Regions from separate parts of the Homo sapiens genome. Here region 1 is linked to region 2. A link is a loop called in an ENCODE intact Hi-C map of the cell type or tissue named here. Cell type or tissue: Caco-2. All regions are shown on one strand.

Region 1 (2,500 bases), 160 kb before region 2:
TCTTTCCATAGCGTCTACAATTTTCTTTTTGTACACCAAGCATGCATAGCATACAATTAGAAAATTTACATTTTCAAAGAAAATAAAATGAATAAATCTGATACTTTAAAATAGCTGTAAATAAACAAAAAAAGATGATAAAAGAAACTGAACTTACTTTTGAAAGAAGTCCTTCAGATCCTGAAGAAGGGACACTTTTAATGGGGCCTGACGCTTAATGAATATTTTGGGGAGTGGAACACATACTTCAAGAAGCCGAATGGGAGAATAACTGAGAAGAAAATACAAGGACCAATAGAAAATGAAAAATAGCTTAATATCTTGAATAGAGCTGTATCATGATGTTCAACTATATTCTATGAGGCATAAGAGGAAAAGTTTCTATAAAATCGTATTTTAAAACAATCACAAAAATAATTTTTAGCTGTTACAATAAATATCCTCCCCAATTCTGGAGGGATTTTGTTTTATCTTTCATTATGCTGTAGTACCATCATTTATCCCTTGAAGTTATCCTTACCTGCTGTAAAACCAAAAACGATTGTTATAAACCATCCCTATTAATAAGGAAACTAAAATACCTACACCTAATTGTAGGTATTCATTACTTTCCACCTCCTGAAGATTCTTCATGAGTCTTTGGTTTCCTTTCCACCTGAGGGTTTATATCGACTAATAAATGCTACAACCCAACTCCCCCGCAAGGCCCTACATGCACGGTTAAAAACTCTTGCTTAAAAAAGGAAATAAGCTCTAATTAGCAAATATCCCCTGAGGGTCTATTATGTGCCAGACACTGTTTTAGGTGCTGAGGATATAACACTAACAATTCCTGTTCTCATAATTTAGGAAAAACAAGATTCAGGTAACAAACAAAACAAATACATATCAGATGTTCAGTACTATGGAGAAAAATATAGCAAGAGAAGCAGAGTGCTAGGATGGGGGAGTGTCAGGGCAGGTGAAATGTGAGCAAAGACTTGTAAGACACAAGGAAGCAACAAGCAGATATCTGGGGAATGAGCAATTCAGAGAGGGAAGAACAAGTACAAGGCTCCCAGGCAGCAACCTACCTGACATACCTGAGGCCCAGTCAGGAGGCCAGTGGGGCAGCAGCAGGATGAGTGAAGAGAGAGCAGTAGGAGGTAAGAGCAGAGAGGTCCTGGGCAGCCAGTGCAGGTAGATTAAAGGCCAGTAAATGGACTTTGGCTTTCACTCCAGGTGAAACAGACACCCTTTGGAGTGTCTAGAGCAGAGGAGTGGCCTTAGCTGATTGCCCCTTAACAGAACCACTCTGACTGCTGTGTTGAGAAGAGGCTAAAGGGACAAGGCCAAAGGGAGACTGCTAAGGCTACTACAATAATCCAGGTGAAAGATAACAGAGGCTCAGCCCAAAGTGGTAGTGGTAGAGTTGGTAAAAAGTGCTCAGACTCTTGATATATTTTGAAGGCAGAACCTGAAGGCTGTCTCAAATTATTTAATACCACAATGGCAACTATCAATTCTTTGAACACAGACTTTTAGCTCTATCAGAATTATGTGATTATCCTTCTGATGGTTAATATCTTGGCAAAAATTCTGACAGACTTTCAGATGCCATCAGATGCCAAAACAATGGTTAAGAGTTAGGCCAGGGCCCGACATGATGGCTCACACTTCTAATCCCCACACTTTGAAAGGCCGAGGCAGGAGAATCACTTGAGCACACTTCAAGACCAGCCTGGGTAACAGTGAGATCCTGTCTCATATTTTTCTAAAATTTCTATATTAAAACTTTTTTTAAAAAAAGAGTGAGGCTGGTAGTAGATCGACCAAGGTTCAAATCATTACTCCACCACTTGAGAGCTCTGTAAGTGAATGATCGTAAGCTCTGTAAGTGAGGATAATAAGAACTATTTTGTAGGGTAAAGAGTAAATAAAATAATACTGAAAGTTCTTAATACAGTCTGGTCCTCTGCATTTATAAGGGTATAAATGGGGAATCCCACAAATTAATTCAATCTAGTAATGGTGAAAATGTTAAAAAAATTCTTAAGGGATTATGAGATCTGAGATCATGCACAAGATTCCTAGGATTTCTTACCTGAAAGACGCCACCATCTGGTTATAGGAGAAATACTGGTGATAATCATGATGGATGGAGTGACCACAGGGCTCAGCGTTGGCTCTGCGAGTATACTGGTGCCCATAAAACCTAAGTTCAAGGTATTTTGCAAATGACATAGACCAGGACTCATTGGAAAGAGCAACAACTGGTGTTACCTGGAATTCAGCAAAAATAGTTTACCTAATCACATATTGAGAATCTCTTTTTCAAAAAATAACATTTTCTTTTTTTTTTTTGAGATGGAGTCTCGCTCTGTCACCCAGGCTGGAGTGCAGTGGCTCGATCTCAGCTCACTGCAAGCTCCGCCTCTCAGGTTCAGGCCATTCTCCTGCCTCAGCCTCCTGAGTAGCTGGGACTACAGGCACGCGCCACCACGCCCGGCTAATTTTTTGT
Region 2 (2,500 bases):
CTAGGATTCCAAAGCCTGGCCTCCTGGGTTTGAATCCCAGCTCCACACTTACAAGCAGAATAATTCTGGGCAAATGTTCTAACCTCTGTAATTCTCAATTTCATTTGTAAAAACAGGGACGCAAAGATGGGGTTGTCGTGGGAATGAAGTAAGTTAGAATCAGTGAAGCCCTTAGTGTTTGGCCCATGGTAACCTCCAAATAATAGCTTTAATTAAAGTTCTGCTACTCAGGGAATGGAGTTCTGGGGCTGTCCTGTGCATTGTGGGATGTTTCACAGCATCCTTGGCCTCTGCCCATTAGATGCAAGGAGCTTCTCGCCAGTTGTGACAAAAATGTCGGCCAGGTGCCGTGGCTCACGCCAGTAATCCCAGCACTTTGGGAGGCCGAGGCGGGCGGATCACTTGAGGTCAGGAGTTCGAGGCCAGCCTGGCCAACATGGTGAAACCCCATCTCTACTAAAAATACAAAAATTAGCCGGGTGTGGTGGTGGGCTCCTGTAATCCCAGCTACTCAGGAGGCTGAGGCAGGGGAATTGCTGGAACCCAGGAGGCAGAGGTGGCAGTGAGTGGAGATAGTGCCACTGAACTCCAGCTTGGGCAACAGAGGGAGACTCCGTCTCAAAAAAAAAAATGTCTCTAGACTTTGCCAAATGTCCCCAGGGAGGCAAAATCACATGAGATTGAGAACCACTGCTCTAAATATTCAAAAATTAAATAGCTAATCAAGCATCCACGTGTATTATTAACACAATGTAAACTTTGCCTCTTTTGGACAACCAGTGATCACAGAGGGCGTAATTTGAATTACCAATACAAGAGTCTAAGAGCCTGAGGATCTGCCCCGTGAGCCTCACAAGCTCCCCGCCTCCAGAACGCCAGTTCAGGCCTTACTCTTGGAGCTACACATCAGCTGCACACAGGGACTTTTGCCACATTTTGAATTAGGCATTAGCAGGACCTCTCGATAGCAATGTAGCATTTCAAAGACTGAACGGTAAACCTATTTTAAAAGAGTCTTTTGGAATTTAACATAATTTCAAAAAATGGTTTTAACTAGAGTTTTTTAAAAAAAAAAACGATATTGCAAGAGATTCTTCTTTAATTGCTACATATATCTGAATGATTCCTTCCGATAAAATGTCTCCTAAGCAACAGCTAAAATCCTTCCCAAGCAAAAGCTTAAAACTCTGTTGAATACTAATCAGATTATGAAGAATTTCCTGCAACTGGAATTGGCCGCATGACACAATATGGGTACTGTGCTAGGCTGGATGGCTTTCTCCGGGATTATGTGCTGCCACCTGATGGTAGAAAGGAGTCATAGGCGCGGGATTGCTCACCTACTCTGTTAGCCTCGGGTTCTCCCTCCTGAGAGGGAACTGCTTTTTGCTGATTGGGAGCTTTTTTCTGCTGAGGATTCTGGACTCATAGAAAAAATTCAACTAAAGACCTTACGCAAGTGAGAGTTATTGACAACTAGCCCCGGATAAATATAAAATGTCTTACTCATTTTTTTTTTAAGACAGAGTCTCACTCTGTCACGCAGGCTTGAGTGCAGTGGTGTGATCTTGGCTCACTGCAACCTCCGCCCCCCCCCCCCCCGGGGTTCAAGTGATTCTCTCGCCTCAGCCTCCCGAGTAGCTGGAATTACAGGTGCGCGCCACTGCGCACGGCTACTTTTTTTGAATTTTTAATAGAGACGAGGTTTTGCCACGTTGGCAGGGCTGGTTTTGAACTCCTGACCTCAACTGATCCACCCACCCCCCTCGGCCTCCAAAAGAGCTGGGATTACAGGCTGAGCCACCGCGCCCGACCATGTCTTATTCGATTTTAACCTGAAGAAAAGAGAACATAAATCTTCCTTCAACAAATCGAACAAAAATAAAAATATTCTTCAGCTCCATTTGATGGAGAAAGAGGGAGACAGAGAGAGTGGAAATGAGCACATCAGAAAGAGGAAAGAGACAAAGGCAGGTGGTCAGACAGCACTAGAACCTCTGCTTTCCTTCTTTCTTCATGCAGCCGGACCCCGGCGTCTGACTGGCTATCATTCGAGTCCATCCTAACTGACATCCAAGTCCAGGGCATGTCACAGGCAAACAGACTGATGTCCAGTCCCAGCTTTGTCACTTGCTAGCTGTGTGTCTTCGGATAAGTTATTTCTCTCTGATTCCCAATTTCCCCATATGTAAATAGGCATGTCTAAACAGGCATGATTACACTTACCCAAACACACCTGATCACTCTGAGGACTCAGTGAGACTGCACGTATCGAGCACACGATGGTGGCACCAGGGGACCTTCCATATTAGTGCTGTTATTTCCAAGTTCGCCCCCACTCGGGATGACCACCCTCCTTCCTCCTGATAGCAACCTGGTCCCTTCGTGATAGGCCTGGCTTCCACCCTCTCACACTTACTCCAGTAATTTGCCAAGCATCTTCTCTTTTTGGAGGATGCTGACTCAGACCGAATTGTGCAGAAATTTTAAAATGTTTTCA

What was found. A loop is a pair of places that touch in the nucleus more often than their neighbours do. Peaks named below come from ENCODE experiments on the same cell type or tissue, not always from the same donor. Only the 100,000 strongest peaks of a DNase experiment are listed, where the experiment ranks them.
Region 1: it touches region 2 in a loop (2.4-fold over the local background); 6 of 110 quality-filtered maps call a loop at or near these places.

Annotation. Positions count from the first base shown.
Region 1 is chr2:208,333,077-208,335,576 of GRCh38, reverse strand. PIKFYVE (phosphoinositide kinase, FYVE-type zinc finger containing) reads right to left here. Exons shown (of 42, transcript NM_015040.4): 24 at 2,084-2,262; 25 at 158-271. Among named protein-coding and RNA genes, the nearest start is that of PIKFYVE, 68 kb to the right of the region's middle. In Caco-2, no CTCF peak of the experiment used is centred here; a DNase peak (open chromatin) is centred at 1,106.
Region 2 is chr2:208,174,314-208,176,813 of GRCh38, reverse strand. The region is part of intron 6 of C2orf80 (chromosome 2 open reading frame 80); the gene reads left to right. Among named protein-coding and RNA genes, the nearest start is that of CRYGA, 12 kb to the right of the region's middle. In Caco-2, a CTCF peak has its summit at 1,301 (motif pointing left); a DNase peak (open chromatin) is centred at 1,313.